Regions from separate parts of the Homo sapiens genome. Here region 1 is linked to region 2. Evidence: read pairs that join two places in POLR2A ChIA-PET (ENCODE). Cell type or tissue: GM12878. All regions are shown on one strand. Links, peaks and the distances in the headings refer to the core of each region. The heading gives the core; the rest is flanking DNA. Region 1 holds the start of LOC100506444 (a long non-coding RNA gene). Region 2 has its middle 47 kb from the start of LNX1-AS2.

The links. ChIA-PET counts read pairs that join two places held together with the same protein. Peaks named below come from ENCODE experiments on the same cell type or tissue, not always from the same donor. Only the 100,000 strongest peaks of a DNase experiment are listed, where the experiment ranks them.
Region 1: POLR2A ChIA-PET joins it to region 2 with 14 read pairs; 2 of 35 experiments call an interaction of 5 or more read pairs at or near these places.

What each region holds. Positions count from the first base shown.
Region 1 is chr4:53,695,454-53,703,792 of GRCh38, reverse strand. LOC100506444 (a long non-coding RNA gene) reads right to left here and starts at 7,892. Exons shown (of 3, transcript NR_125918.1): 1 at 7,625-7,892. RefSeq lists an enhancer at 1,123-1,242. In GM12878, for the core only: a CTCF peak has its summit at 1,345; DNase peaks (open chromatin) are centred at 822, 1,232 and 8,092; H3K4me3 peaks cover 974 bases; H3K27ac peaks cover 2,531 bases.
Region 2 is chr4:53,635,808-53,644,146 of GRCh38, reverse strand. It overlaps a transcript of LNX1 not described here. Among named protein-coding and RNA genes, the nearest start is that of LNX1-AS2, 47 kb to the right of the region's middle. In GM12878, for the core only: no CTCF peak of the experiment used is centred there; DNase peaks (open chromatin) are centred at 2,816 and 3,436; H3K27ac peaks cover 1,358 bases.

The DNA.
Region 1 (8,339 bases), core at 254-8,253, 60 kb before region 2:
AGTTCTATAATTTTTCCAAACTGCAGTTTGTCCTTCTGTCAGCTGGAGATAATTATTGTACCAATCTCATAAGACTGTTCAATATGAAATAAAATAAAACACATAAAATGCTTAGCCTTGTATCAGGCACATAGTAAGTATTTGACATAAATATGTTTTTATTGCTGGTGTTGTTTTTGGTTTTATTTTATGAGTTAAGATCCTGGAGAAGTGCAGGAGGTCAAAGGGAAAAGATGATAATAGCTTCCAGGGACCCATGTTGAGTGGCAAGGCCCAGAGTGACCCCGTGCTGTGGCACGGATCTGTGATTCTCCAGATGTTCACGAAGGAATGGTTTTCTGCAGAATGAAGGAGCTGAAGTGCAAATGGGGTCAGGGAATTTTATAGGAGCTTGGAGGAAGAGTCAAGAGTAGAGTGTTCAGTCGTTACATCAAGTGAAAATAGAGACGCTGACGAAGAACTCGTGCCCTTACCTGGAGAGCTTGCCCTTAGGAAAGAGAGAGAAAGAGACAGAGAGAGAGAGAGACGCAGACACACACAGAAAGAGACACAGACACAGAGAGAAAGCACAGTCCCTCTTGTGCTGGCTGCTGACCAAACCCCACTGTGCCTCAGCCCAGCTTCCTGCCTCCCTGGGGAGGGGAAACGTGTCCCTTGGCCAGTAGCCATCAAAGGTCTTACAGGGATGCTTTGTGTCTGACCTGCCAGGGAAGGCAAACGAGCCCCACTTTTTGTTCCCCAGGGAACTGGCCTCTTAGGGACACTGGCGAGAGTTGTCTGCACATGTGGTCAATGGAGGGAAGCAGCTAGCACACAAGGGGACCAAAAGGGATGGCGGCGAAACTGCACAGTGGTAGGGGGAAGCCCGCGGGCTATTTTAGGCCAGGCTCAGAACTGGAGTCAATGGAGGTTTTGTTTATGTAACATCTGCAGAGGGCCCTTCAAAGCAAATAACCCTGGGTCTCCAGGCCAGGGCTGCAGCGAGCAGGGGTGGGGCCGCGAGCTTCCTGTTGTTCTTGGCACGGCTGCCCAGCTGTCTGCGTGGCTCCTCTCAGAGCCATTTGCCGCCTCACTGCTTGCTCCCTACGATCATCTTCACAGCTCTTTTCCTAGGGGCGGGTAAACAAAGTACAAGAAGCAGTGCAGGCAGAGCCGTTCCTCGGAGAGGTGACTCGAGCACTGTGCCCCAGAAAGTTGCCCTCCTGACCCCAGGGCTCCCCGGCCGCCCTGCAGCCTCAGGAGACCCCAGGGCGTCCTTTCTGCACATCCCCTTAGCTGAGCGGCTTTGCTGTCAGTTTCAGTATGGTAGGGAAAGGGGCCTGGCTCTCAGGTCTGCCCCATACAGGTCTGAACCCAGAGCTGCATTTGGCAGTTGCTTACTCTTGTGCTAAGTGCTCAATCCCCATTATTTATTACAGGCAGAAACATACATATATACGAGATAAATAATGTATGTTAATTTCCTTTCTACCAGGCCTGTTTGAAGGCATGAACACTATATTGTTATCTTTTTGAAACACAGATTCCATTGGGAAAGATGGGGATAAGACGGCCTTTTTCAAGTTTAGGAAAATTTATATGCACAAGAATGTAGAAATCTGAAACTGACAGTTTGATAAACTTGTTCACCTATGTATCCACCCACGTAACTACTACCCTGATCAAGATACAGAATATATCCATCGCCCTTATGTGAAAAGCTCCTTTGTGTCTCTTTCTGGTTAATAACCTGCTTACCCCTACTTATATTAGTCTGCCAGGGTGCCAGAACAAAATACCAAAGGCTAAGCGATTTCAATAACAAAAATCGGTTTCTCACAGTTTTGGAAGCTGGATGTCCAAGATCAGGGGACTAGAATGGCTGGTAAGGGCCCTCTTCCTGGCTTGCAGATGGCTGCTTTCTCAGTGTATGCTCACATGGCCACTACTTTGTGCACCTGGAGCAAGCGCTCTGGTGTCTATTCTTAAAAGGACATAAATTCTATCAGATCAGGGCCCTAACCTTATGACCTCATTTAACCTTAATTACTTCCAGAAAGGACTCATCTCCAAATATATTCACATTGGGGCTCAAGGCCTCAGCATACGAATATGGAGGGGACATGATTCGGTCCATAGCACTACCACGGTGCCTTCCTCCCCCAGTGATATGGTTTGGCTGTGTCCCCATCCAAATCTCAACTTGAATTGTATCTCCCAGAATTCCCATGTGTCACGGGAGGGACCCAGGGGGAGGTAATTGAATCATGGGGGCTGGTCTTTCCCATGCTAGTCTCGTAATAGTGAGTAAGTCACATGAGATCTGATGGGTTTTTCAGGGGTTTCCGCCTTTGCTTCTTCCTCATTTTTCTCTTGCCACTGCCATGTGAGAAGTGCCTTTTGCCTCCCGCCATGTTTCTGAGGCCTCCCCAGCCATGTGGAACTGTAAGTCCAATTAAACCTCTTTTCCTTCCCAGTGTCAGGTATGTCTTTATCAGCAGCGTGAAAACAGACTAATACAGTCAGTTGGTATCAGTACAGTGGGGCGTTGCTGAAAAGATAGCTGAAAATGTGGAAGCGACTTTGGAACTGGGTAACAGGCAGAGTTTGGAACAGTTTGGAGGCCTCAGAAGAAGACAGGAAAACGTGGGAAAGTTTGGAACTTCCTAGAGACCTGTTGAATGGCTTTGACAAAAATGCTAATAGTGATATGAACAATAAGGTCCAGGCTGAGGTGGTCTCAGATGGAGATGGGGAACTTGTTGGGAACTGGAGCAAAGGCGACTTTTGCTATGTTTTAGCAAAAAGACTGGCGGCATTTTGCCCCTGCCCTAGAGATGTGTGGAACTTTGAGCTTGGGAGAGATGATTTAGGGTGTCTGGTAGAAGAAACTTCTAAGCAGCAAAGCATTCAAGAGGTGACTTGGGTGCTGTTAAAAGCATTCCATTTTAAAAGGAAAACAGAGCGTAAAAGTTCAGAACGTTTGCAGCCTGATGATGCAGTAGAATAGAAAAACCCATTTTTTGAGGAGAAATTCAAGCCAGCTGCAGAAATTTGCATAAGTAGCAAGGAGTCTAATATTAATCCCCAAGACTGTGGGGAAAATGTCTCCAGGCCAAGTCAGAGACCTTCACAGCAGCCCCTCTCATCGCAGGCCTGGAGTCCCAGGAGGAAAAAGTGGTCTCATGGGCCAGTCCCAGGGTCCCTGTGCTGTGTGCAGCCTAGAAACTTGGTGCCCTGTGTCCCAGCTGCTCCAGATGTGGCTGAAAGGGGCCAACATAGAGCTTGGGCTGTGGCTTCAGAGTGTGCAAACCCCAAGCCTTGGCAGCTTCCACATGGTGTTGAGCCTGCAGTCCACAGAAGTCAAGAATTGAGGTTCGGGAATCTCCACTTAGATTTCAGAAGATGTATAGAAATGCCTGGATGCCCAGACAAAAGTTTGCTGCAGGAGCAGGGCCTCATGAAGAACCTCTCCTAGGGAAGTGCAGAAGGGAAATGTGGGGTCGGAGCCCCCACACAGAGTCCCTACTGGGGCACCGCCTAGTGGAGCTGTGAGAAGACGGCCACCGTCATCCAGACCCCAGAATGGTAGATCCACAGGCAGCTTGCACTGTGCACCTGGAAAAGCCACGGACACACAATGCCTGCCCGTGAAAGCAGTGGGAGAGAGGCTGTATCCTGCAAAGCCACAGGGGTGGAGCTGCCCAAGACCATGGGAACCCACCTTTTGAATTAGCATGACCTGGATGTGAGACCTGGAGTCAAAGGAGATCATTTTGGAGCTTTAAAATTTGACGACCTCACTGGATTTCGGACTTGCATGGGCCCTGTAACCCCTTTGTTTTGGCCAATTTCTCCCATTTGGAATGAATGTATTTACCCAATACCTGTTTTTCCATTGTATCTAGGAAGTAACTAGCTTGCTTTTGATTTTGCCAGCTCATATGTGGAGGAACTTCCCTTGTCTCAGAGGAGACTTTGGACTATGGACTTTTGGGTTAAAGCTGAAATGAGTTAAGACTTTGGGGGACTGTTGGGAAGGCATAATTGGTTTTGAAATGTGAGAACATGAGATTTGGAGGGGCCAGGGGTGGAATGATATAGTCTGGCTGTGTCCCCATCCAAATCCCAACTTGAATTCTATCTCCCAGAATTCCCATGTGTTGTGGGAGGGACCCAGGGGGAAGAAATTGAATCATGGGAGCCAGTCTTTCCCGTGCTATTCTCATGATAGTGAATAAGTCTCACAAGATCTGACAGGTTTATCAGGGGTTTCTGCTTTTGCTTCTTCCTCATTTTTCTCCTACTGACACCATGTAAGAAGTGCCTTTTGCCTCCCATCATGATTCTGAGGCCTCCTCAGCCATGTGGAACTGTAAGTCCAATTAAACCTCTTTTTCTTCCCTGTCTTGGGTATGTCTTTACCAGCAGCGTGAAAACAGACTCATGAAAACAGACTAATAGGCCCAGCCCCTAGCTGGTAACTACTGCTTCACTTAATGTCTCAAAACTAGAAGAAACCCAAATGTCCACCAACAGAGAAATGTACAAGTAAACTTTGATCTACTCATACAATGGAACATTTTGCCTCAATGAGAAATAATGAAGCCAGGTGCGGTGGCTCACATCTGTAATCCTAGCACTTTGGGAGGCCAAGACGAGCAGATCACCTGAGGTCAGGAGTTCAAGACCAGCCTGGCCAACATGGTGAAACCCTGTCTCTACTAAAAATACAAAAATTAGCCGGGTGTTGTGGCACACATACCTGTAGTCCCAGCTCTTCAGGAAGCTGAGGTACAAGAATTGCTTGAGCCTGGGAGGCGGAGCTTGCAGTGAGCCAAGATCACACCGCTGCACTGCAGCCTGGGTGACAGAGAGAAACTCTGTCTCAAAAAAAAAAAAAAAAAAAAAAAAGGAATGAGCTCATGGTATATAGGATCCATTTTCGGCTTTCCTCTGAGCAGGTTATGAATAAAACACAACAAAGGCCTTTGGATTTTGAGAATTCTGATCTCTGCCTGGACTGCCCCAAAAGTTTGTTTATTCCAACCAAGTTTAATTATTCCCTCGTGTTTGTAGCAAAAATTTCAAGTTTTTAGGGACCTTGCCTAACCACTGATAATCTTCCCACTCTACCAGGATAGACAATGGAGACCCCAGCTCATATCACAAGTGTCACCAGTAGAGCCTTTTAATATGAAACGTATCTTTCTTCGGGGAGAACTTGACTTCAAATTTGGATTTTCTGTTATTTTTATTAAAGAACAATAGGGTAGCCAGTTGGCTGAGGAAAAAGCAGTTGTTTCAAATTAGGTGTAATTTTGAATTCAGCCAATATTGGCTTAACAGATTTTACCCAAGATGTTTTTCTATATATAGGATGTTTGACTTAGTCTTAGAAAGACTGTGGTGGGTTTCCATGTCCATTGTTATTTGGCCTTATGCTTTGCAAAGTATCAAAGTAAGTTTGTTTTTAACAGTTATGCTGCCAGTTTGAGTTAAACTGTTTAACAAGGGAGAGTTTTTACTAAAAAAAATCGTCTCTTTGGAGGCAGGGAGTCTTAATTCACTCAAATAATAGATTTTAAAGTGAAAGTAGCTAGAACTTGAGATCTGAGATAACAAGCCAACTGCTTGCACCTCCACAAAATGTGACATTTCCCAGGCAGTGAATTGGGCTTTCTATTCCCAAAGGTTTCATTCTGGTTTCTATGAGTCTGATTTTTATCCAAAGCCCCTGCTTGCCTGGTGTTCCAATTTTTTTTTATTTTTATTTTTGTACCAGAGGGATATTAAAATGGCCAGAAGCAGAGAAGCCAGTGAGATGTAGAGGAAGAGTTTACATGTTAACATCAGAGAGACCTGGGTTCAAGTACTATATTCTCCTCACCTGGGTTTGTGACCAGGAACAAGTTACTTTTCTGAGCCTCAGTTTCACCGTTCATAAAATAGGCATGACCATGCTTACCTCCAAACATTTGATAAGAATTCACTGTGAAGTACCTGGCATATATGAATAGTAGCTCATTCATTCAACAAATGTTTATTGAGTACCTACCATGTGCCAGATGCTTTAGCAGTGGGGACACAGTGGTAAACAAATGATATCTGCCCTCTTGGATATCATAGTTGTTCAATAAATAGCTGCCATTCCAATAGGTATATGAAAAGGTACTCAACATCACTAGTCATCAGGAAAATACAATCAAAACTACAATGAGATATCATCTCACAGCTGTTAGGATGTCTATTATCCAAAAAAAAAAACCAAAAAAAAAAAAAAACAAAGATAAGTGTTGGCTAAGCTGTTGAGAAACTGAAATCCTGGCACACTGTGGTAGGAATGTAAAATGGTGCAATTGCTATAGAAAACAGTATGGAGGTTCATGAAAAAATCAAAATAGAAGTACTATATGATCTAACAATCCCATTTGGGGGATTTATCCAAAAGATTTGAAATCAGGACCTCAAAGAGATATCTGCACTCCCATGTTAATTTCAGCATTATTCACAGTAGCCAAGAGGTGGAAACCACCCAAATGTTCATTGCTGGATGAATGGATAAAGAGAATGTGGCATACTGCACATGCAGTAGAATATTATTCAGCTTTAAAAAAATTCTACCATATGCTACAACATGGAAGAGCCTGGAGGACATTATGCTAAGTGAAATAAGCCAGTCACAAAAGGACAAACACTGCATAATTCCACTTACATAAGTATCTAAATGTATCTAAAGTCAAACACATAGAAACAGAGTAGAATGGTGGTTGCTAGGGGATGGGGCAGTATAAATGGAAAGGTATTATTCAAGGGTTATAAAGTTTTAGTTATTCAAGATGATTAAGTTCTGGAGATCTGCTGTACAAAATTGTGACTCTGGTTAACAACACTGTATTGTACACTTAAAAATTTGTTAAGAGATAGATCTCCTGTTACGTGTTCTTTTTTTTAAAAAAAAGAAAGAAATATTATAAATCTAGATCATGGTAATCTAGATCATGTTTGTGTAACTCTGTAACCTTACTAAAATGGATTATACACTTAAAAGGGTGAGTTTTATTATATATAAATTACATCTCAATAAAGCAGTTTTGCAAAAATAGTTGCCATTAATTTAACAGTCCCATTTCTTTCAAGCCTTTGTTCAATATCACCACTCCCCTCCCAGCTTCACTTTTTTCATAGCCACATTTTGATATATTATAGTTTATTTATCTTATGTAATCAATTCTAAGTTTCACATCTTAACATACATAAAATCAAGATGCATTCTATAATGGCAGCAATTTATTAGCAGCATTCTTTCTTTCTTTAGTGGCACATAGACTAGCAGTGCATCTTGTATCACTGCCATCTTAGAGACAATAAACTGTGCTGTTGTGTTATTGTTTCTTGCCTTTTTTCCCCTCTAGAATGTTTGCTTCACACTGGTAGGGATCTTTATTTTGTTCACTGCTGTATTCTAAATGTCTAGAATAGTGCCTAGAATGTCTAGAATAGTGCCTAGAATGTCACATATCATTGATAAACATTTGTTTAATGAATAAATGAATGAATGAATGGGTGTCATGCCTAGCATCAAGAAACATACTAAAACAAACGAACTGAAATTAAAAGATGAGTTAATAATAGAGCAACCTACTTTCATCATTTCCTCTTCTGTTTTATCAGCAGGACACTGGGGAAATAGCCGAGTTTTGAAGAATGTCAGCAGGGAGCCACCAGGGATCATCCTCCCCGGTAAGAAGAGACCTCCAGAGACCTTCAGGAAGCTGGAAAGAAGCTTCCAATGGTGAGCTCAGCCCCAGAAGCTTCTGTCCATGCCATCTCACTTCTGAAGTGCTAATTCACCACTTTCACTAGAGATGCTGAAGGTAGCCCTGTCTTGCCTGGAAAGTGACTGGAGTGGTCCCACCAGTGGCCAATTAATCTCTTTTAAACACTCCCTAATGGTCCAGGAATCAATCCCCTACCCCCAAAAGAAGGCTGAGTCAGTTCGTTTTGTCCTCGTGAGTGGTGAATGACCTGCTCTCCTGATCTGCCTGGAGGCCCCTGAGGTTAGGTTTTGGGTGCAAGTGGCTCCCTTGACAGTCTGGAGAGGCTGTGCAGGCATTCATTACCCATGGCCCCAGGCAGAACCTACACCAGGCTACGTGGATGAGAATATGCAAATTCCTTGTTAGACAAGTCCTGTGCTCTGTTTCACATTAGCTAATGTTCACCAACCCAGTCACCAACCGTTTATGGTTTTCCTTCAGTTTCAAAGAACAAATCTTATTATTGTCCTCTGGAAGGGATTGAAGAGTCAAAGAGCCAGGAAAACCCATTTGAGGGACGAGTAAAACTTCCCACAGAAG
Region 2 (8,339 bases), core at 332-8,331:
TGGATTACAGACATGAGCCACCGTTCCTGACCTCCATTTACTTTTTTTTATCACTAGAATGAAGTACAAAACATAGTAAGTGCAGTCTACCCACGGGGTTTTGCTTTTGAGGAGCAGGGATTATTATTAATAAGACTTTTAGAGTAAATAATTTTGTAGACTAATAAAAATGTACACCAACTGTGGCTGAGTGGCTAGAGAACACAGCTGGCAAGGTGCTTTGTGTCAGGTCATGCTCCATTCATGAAATAATAATAATCACTGTCACTTACTGAATTCTTCCCATGTGCTAGGCCCCAACAAACTTTTTACATGGTTTGACTTCTCTTGTTTAATTTTCATAATTCTGAAAAGTCCTATTGTTATTTCCATGTTTCAGGTGAAGAAACTGAGGTTCAAAGAGCTTTAGCAAGCTGCCCAAGGTTACCAGGCAGCAGGACCTGGGTTTGAAAACAGGTCTGTTACACTCCAAAGCTCTCAACAGGAGGGAGAAGGAAAATGAGGAGAAAGGGAAGAGAGAGGGCGAGAGGTCTTGGGCAGCTAGTTCTTCAGTCCCCTGAATTTTGTTACCCTATCTCTGTGTCTATATCACAGCCTTCTTGGATTAATGAACAAAGAACCCCTTTCTCAGACTACATCAGCCACCCTCTGTCCACTCTGCTTGACACCTGATTAGATCATAAAGACCAAGGTTTCTTGACCGGGATGGTGTCTCAGCCCTGTAATCCCAGCACTTTGGAAGGCCAAGGTGGGAGGATCACTTGAGCCCGGGAGTTTGAGATCAGCCTGGGCAACAGAGGGAGACCCTGTCTCTACAAAAAACTTAAAAATTAGCTGGCATGGTGGCATGCGTCTGTGGTCCCAGCTGCCCAGGAGACTGAGGTGGGAAGATTGCTTGAGCCTGGGAATTTGAGGCTGCAGTGAGCCATGATCGTGCCATTGCACTCCAGCTTGGGCAACAGAGCAAGATCCTGTCTTAAAAAAGAAAAAAAAAAGACCAAGATTTCTTGACTCAACAATACTAGCATTTGGGACTGAATAATTCTTTATTGTGGGCAGCTGCCTTGTGCATTGTAGAATGTTCAGCAACACCCTAGGCTCAACCTATTAAATGCCCATAGCACTCCCCAAGTTGTAACAACCAAAAATGTCTCCAGTCAATGTTAAGTGGCCTCTGGAGGGCAAAATCACCCCACACAGAGAACCATTACACTAGACACACCCAAAGGCAAAAGGAGACTAAAGTTACACCCAGGCGACCATAACGGTCCTCAGAGGGTGGGAGCTTCCATGCCATGGCTGGGAGGGATCTGGGGATTCTTCAAGTGGAGCGACCCCTCTCATGGTCATGGCACCATTCTGATCTCAAAGTAAGCAGAGACATCCAAGACTATAGTCAACCCAAAGGAAACCTCAGACCCCGCAGGCTTGCTGATTTTGGTGAGTAGAGCAAGGGATCTCTCCAAAAGGCCAGTGTTTGTGATTGGCCTTCCCAGTTCTGGCAGAAAATCTGTGTACACCCAGAAAATGCTCTTTCTTTCCAGAGCTATCTCTGTAGCATTGATTTGACCCCAAGCATATAAAGAATAACCGTGCCACATATGACTTTAGAGTGTACAGGGTATGTGGGAAGGGCCCCTAGCTGGTGCTGGCCCCTCAGGACCCATCACAAAGTGGTCAATGGCCAGGAGACCCTTTGTCCTAGGCCCCACATTGAGCTTCAAATTCAAAATCCTGATATCATTTCCAGTGTTACCTACATGTTGAATTTTTAATATGTTCAAAAGCATGTATACATTTTAAATATAGCATATTTTATAGGTCTATTTTGGGATTCCTTCTTTCATTTTTAATATCCCAAGAACTTCAAAAAGTGGAAATGGTCTGGGCCTGCTTTGACCTTTTTTTTTTTTTTTTTTTTTTAAGATAGGATTTTGCTCTGCATTGCCCAGGCTGGAGTGCAGTAATGTGATCATGGCTCACTGCAGCCTCAACCTTTTGAGCTCAAGCAATCCTCCCATCTTAGCCTCCCAAGTAGCTGGGATCACAGGCGTGTACCACCAAACCTGGCTGATGTTTTTATTTTTTGTAGAGATGAGTTCTCCACTATGTTGCCCAGACTGGTCTCTAACTCCTGGCCTCAAGCAATCCTCCTGTCTTGGTTTCATGGCAGGTTTCTTGGTAATAGCCTCAGACTGGAAACAACCCAAATGCCCATCAACAGGTGAATGAATAAACAGACTGTGCTGTGTCCACACAATGCAATACTAAGCAGAAAAAAAGGAATGAACTGTTGATACCTACAATATGAATAAATCCTGAAATTATCATACCAAGTGAAGTAAGCCAGACACCAAAAAGAATACACAATGTTTGATTTCATTTATATGGAGTTCTGGAATGTGCAAGCAGTCTAGTTATAGAAAGCAGATCAATACTTGCCTGGGGACCTGGTGAATGGGGAGTGAGAGGGAGAGATTACAAAGAGAAAGAAAATGAATTTGTTCCTTGATTGCAGTGATGATTTCATGGGCATATATGTATGCCAAAATTGATCAGATGCACAAAATTAAATATGTGCATTAGGTTGAACCCCTGGGTATTGTGGGGTGGGGAGAAACAGAGGCATGGTCGTTAGGTCCACCTGGGTATTTTGTCCATTTCTCTCGTCTTTGGCTGAGCACAGAGGTTGTAGCCATTCCTCTTCAGCACTGCCTGGATAATGTTACTAGAGTGAAGTGTGAGAAACTCATTAAAAATTCATCAGCTTATTGGTGGGTGAAAGCCCTGCTGTGGCACCCTCTCACTTTCTCTGAAGAGCGCCTCTTATCTGGGTAAGTCCCCTCTTGGGGCCAGAAGAGATTAGATCAGAATGCACTGGATATATTTGCATAGCTAGAAATCCCTCCTTCTTAGAGAGTAAAGGAGGTGCCCCCCCACCCCGCCCTTCCCCAGAACAGAGAAAGTGGCCAAGCAGCTTGGATCTCCTCCAGCATACCCAGGCCAAAAAACCATGCCACATTCCAGTGTTCATTGAGGAAATAAAATGCACACACACAAGCATACACACATAGAGCAGTAGCCTGTGCCGAGTCGCCTCCAAGGCTGGGGTCTGCAGGTGCAAGCTCCAATTAGCAGCCAGCCTTCCAATACCTTTTCATCCCAAACAACGGCCAGGCCTCAGCCCCGGCCAGGGATTGAGGAAGGCCCCGGAAGGACTGCCGACGAGACTGAGAAAAACAAAGACTGTCCAAATAAAAGTAGCTCATGTGAGTCGAACCTGAAACCCAGCTTCATTTTCAAAACCTCTTGTGAGAAATAGTCAATGCACAATTTTGTGAAAAATCAGTTACTGGTCACAGGAAAGAAACTGCCTTCAAAGGCCCTCCAGACCTAAGTCATCAGAGGCAGTTTTCTTTTGCAAACCAGCTAGGCACAGTATTTCTATAACAACACAGTCTTAATTGTTCCTACTGTTGACAACAATTCCCCTAAACTAATATATTTTGGGGGTTATGGATGTATTGTGGTTCTCCTGCAACTGGTGGCTCTTTATTGCTAATATCACATCAAGGCTTAAACAAAAGCACTTTTGATTCTTTATTTTTAGCAATGAAATGTATGTGTTTTCATATGCTTGCCAGTGCTCTATCCTAAGCAGAGAAGCACTAAGGCCATAGACTCACTTTCTTCATTCCTTCTCTCCCCCCATTTTTTTCTGTTTACTTTTTACTGAGAAGGCTACAGAGCTTATACAGAGGTCCATCCTTCCTCTGTAAGCATCTCGGCCTGTTCCACAGCTAAGGATGCTCTCCCAAAGAAAGACTTCTCTATCATTGTCTCCTTGTGGGCTCCCTGGTCTGCTTTTCCACCACTGCCATGCTCTGTTAGGCAGTGCTTCCTCGCCTTCCTGACAGTCGTTCTTGTTTTTAATACGTAAATCTACAAAGAAATGCCAACAATTGGAAATGGGAACAAAAGAATGTTAAAAACCTATACTCCCACCACCACTGTCATTCTATTTTTCTGTTTCCTTCCAGATCATCAGGCATACTTTTGTCTACTTGGTATATGTATATAAATAATTCTTTTTTATTTTTATTTTTTTTTGAGACAGAGTCTCACTCTGTTGCCCAGGCTGGAGTGCTGTTCAGTGGTGCAGTCTCAGCTCACTGCAACCTCTGCCTCTGGGTTCAAGCAATTTTTGTGCCTCAGCCTCCCAAGTAGCTGGGATTATAGGCATGCGCCAACATGCCTGGCTAATTTTTTTTATTTTTAGTAGAGACAGGGTTTCACCATGTTGCTCAGGCAGGTCTCAAATCCCTGACGTCAAGTGATCCACCCGCCTCGGCCTCCCAAAGTGCTGGGATTACAGGCATGAGCCACTACACCTGACCTAAATAACTCTTGATTATGCCTCTGACTTGGCTTCTCCACTGTGTTTGCAGTCATGAGATATGAACAGCTGGTAAGTGGGCGACAGAAGAAACAGCCCTTTTGATACTTTAGGACCCCAAAACAGTCCATTCTACTTAGCAAGAATGAAGTTGGGTTCCTGTGAGCCTTTGTTTGCACCATTTTCATCAGCCAATCAATAAATAACCTTGTTTAATGTACGTTTCTGTTTCAAGATGCCTTATTTTTTCTGGGATATTAACATTTTTAATTAAAGAAAATTTATTAGGAAGCAGATTTTAAATAAATATAAGGAAGAATTTTTTTTTAGGTTTGGGGTACAAATGATCCTGTCACCCAGGTACTGAGCATAGCACCCAATAGTTTTTCAATCCTTACCCCCACTCACTCCTCCCTGCTGTAGTAGTACCCAGTGCCTATTGTTGCCATCTTTATGTCCATGAGCACCCAATGTTTAGCTCCCACTTACAAGTGAGAACATGCAGTATTTGGTTTTCTGTTCCTGTGATAATTCAATGAGAAGAATGGCCTCCAGCTGCATGCATGTTGCTGCAAAGGACATGATTTTGTTCTTTTTCATGGATGCATAGTACTTCATGGTGTATATGTACCATATTTTCTTTATCCAATCACCATTGATTGGCACCTAGGTTGGTTCCATGTCTTTGTTATTGTGAATAGTGCAGCAGTGAACATGCAAGTATGTGTCTTTTTGGTAGAACAGTTTGTTTTCTTTTGGATATATATCTGTAATGGAATTGCTGGGTCAAATGTTAGTTCTGTTTCAAGTTCTCTGAGAAATCTCCAAACTGCTTTCCACAGTGGCTGAACTAATTTGCCTTCCCACCAATAGTGTATAAGTGTCCCCTTTTCTCTGCAACTTTGCTAACATCTGTTGTTTTTGGCTTTTTAGTAATAGCCATTCTGACTGGGGCACCTTATTTAATACACCAATTTTGAGCTCATGGCCAACAGCGCTATAACTCATGCCTGAATGATGCTTCTCTAACATAGATACTTCCTCTGTAAGGTACATCACAGTTTTCTGGAGCTTAGGAACATTTGGCAGCACTTCAGCATTATGCTTCGGGGCCATTTTTACAGCAAAATCACCAATGAAGAGCACAAAAATGAGGAAAAACGGGGCACTAAGTAGTCTGCAAAGAGAACACTTGCTGATAGTATGAAAGCTGACACAAGAAGCCAGAGCGTCACTGTTGGACCTCAGCTGGGAACACGTGCATCCCATGACTTAAAGTTTCGCTGCTTTGAGCATGCCCACAAATAACCACAAAAGCACCATGAGCATTGAGTTTGGGGTTACAATTCAATTTTATCAAGGAGGCAAATTCACAACTATGGAATCTGCAAATAATAAGGGTTGACCAATTGACTATACCTATATTGTACAGTCTTGCTAACTAGAATTGACTGTTCTGCATTATTAAAGTATCGAAAGGTCTATTTCTTCTGCTGTCAACTTACCAGCCATTCATCTCTCATGACTGCAAACCCAGCAGAGAAGCCAAGTCAGAGAAATAATCAAAAGTTATATATATGTAAACATATTAATTAGACACAAAATATGCCCAATGACAAGATCTGTACCTATATTGTATTAATGCAGTATATCATGATGACAGGAAGCAAGTGGTCATTCATATTTCCCTCTGAAACTAGTTTGTTGTTTCTTGTTAAAATGCCACCATCGTGGCTGCCATCTATCAGTGATAAATCATTTCTTCTAAAGTGGTAGTTTCAAGAATACACAGTGGGAGCCTTCTCTCTTGCTTCCAAGATCAACTTCAAAATCACTAGGTCTGGTTGGGTGGAGTCCATTGGGTTGAAGTTAGAAGGTGCGACTTTGAGTGGTGGTCTAATCTCCGTCAGCAGCCTAGTCTTTAACACAGCAGAAATTTCCTCATCTGCAAAAGGGAAAGTCCATATTTCATTAATTCTAAGACACTCCTTCTTTTACATTTTAATATCTCAGAAACTGGCTGTGTTTTGGTTTATGTAATTGATGGTGTGTTGTGGATTAATTGGCAGTATTCTGTTTTCTTTCTGGGTGGGCACAAAAAATAAGGTTGCACATTCTACCCTTTGGCATCTTAGAAGTGATGAAATTCTGTAGTAATGAAACAAGCCTACCTTACAGTGTCGTGGGGATTGAGCAATGCTACAACTTCACAGAGTTGTGAAAAAGTAAATAACATGTGAAATGACAGGTGTAGTGCAAAGCATTTGGAATTAAGGAATTATTATCATGACTGTATTTTCTTACTCCTAGAATCAGTGAATCTTTTACTTTTGACATTACTAAGGAACATCATAAGAGCTGCACCATGGACCCCTATGATTCTAATTAGATTTTTTTCAAGCAGTGGTTGGTACAAAGAGATTCATTTAGTGGGTCATAAAATCTTGTGTCATTGGAAAGAGATCCCCAAGAGTTTGAGAACTACAGCTGTGAAGAAAGTAAAACACAAGTTTCTTAGGGGCCAAGGCAGTCCTTTCTTGACCATGATGCTGCAATCATGATGTTGTGTTTTGGTCCAATTATTGGGATCCTCTTATACTTATGAGATTTTTTTTGCCAGTGCAAATTGGGTTTCCTCTCATCAAACTGCTTCTGTCTATGCTGTATGCTCTTAGCAGTAACAGGAGAGTGAAACAATTGAGGCGGTAATTCAGTCCTAAACTATTAATATAACCCAAGATTCTTCCATCTGTGTCATCCAAATCATCATCTCAGTTGCCATTTTTGCTTTCTTGGGGAGGGAGGGAGGGAACCTGCGGTCTGCATACAAGATAAGTGTATAACACCTTCACTCCAAACAGATGTTTTAAACTACAGAACATGACCCTGTATCCTTGTTCACATTTGTTTGCTTTTTGATGTAAAGGGAGAATATGAATCCAAGAAATTTCACTGGAGTCTAAATATGGACATAGGATGGAATCAGCTAATTGGGTGTGTAAGATGAAAAGGGAGCTGAGGGTTTGCTCCCTGATAGGAAAATGTGGAGGCTGCTTTATCTGCTGTCCTATTGCCAAATTACTATCAAAGTAAGTGAATAAATGGAAGTGGGTAGAAACCCAGGGTCTATCAGGCTGCTTCTATGTGCTGGTCATTTTGTATAACTGTTTTGACACACCACAATATGGGCATTATCATCTCCATTTTATGGTTCAAGGACCTGATACTTGAAGGTGAAATGATTTGCTTAAGGTCACTCAAGCCCTTCTGCCTCAGAGCCCTCCTTTTTCTACTCTGAGGGACAAGAATGTCTCACCAGAGTCCCAAAGATGCCTCACAGTTCCTCTGCCAGCATTTCTCCTGTGATCTTCTCTGAAGGGCTTTTCAACCCTGGCCACTTTATCCTCATTGTGTTCTTCTTACCACAGTGATGTGTGGAAGGAGGTGCATGCTAATTTTTTCAAGACAATGAAGTTTTGTTTTTGCTCGACCGAGGCAAGCATGCATCCATCCCTCTTTCACCACCACTCCTTCTCCCCTGAAAAGGAAAAAAAAAAAAAAAAAAAAAAAAGGAGTAATAGATGTGCAGTCTCTGAGATCCCTCTTTGATTTCCACTCTGAATTGCAGGCATTGTCCTCAGTAGTTATTATTTTTGGAGTGCCGACCAATAAAGTTCAGCATCTCCTTCATGTAAATGTAGCACTGCAACACAGAGATTTTAACTGACCTGCCCAAGGTCACACAGGAATTAGCAAAGGGGCCAGAAGTGGAGCCTAATGCTTCTAATTCCCCATCACTGGCCGTATCAGCCCACACTGCTATTTTATGCACACTTAGTAAATATTTACAGCTTGAAATACCTTCCCAGCTGCAGTTAGGACAAGAAGTACTCTCATATATTTGTATTCATTTGTAAAACAGATGTGAGAAAACATAAACTTG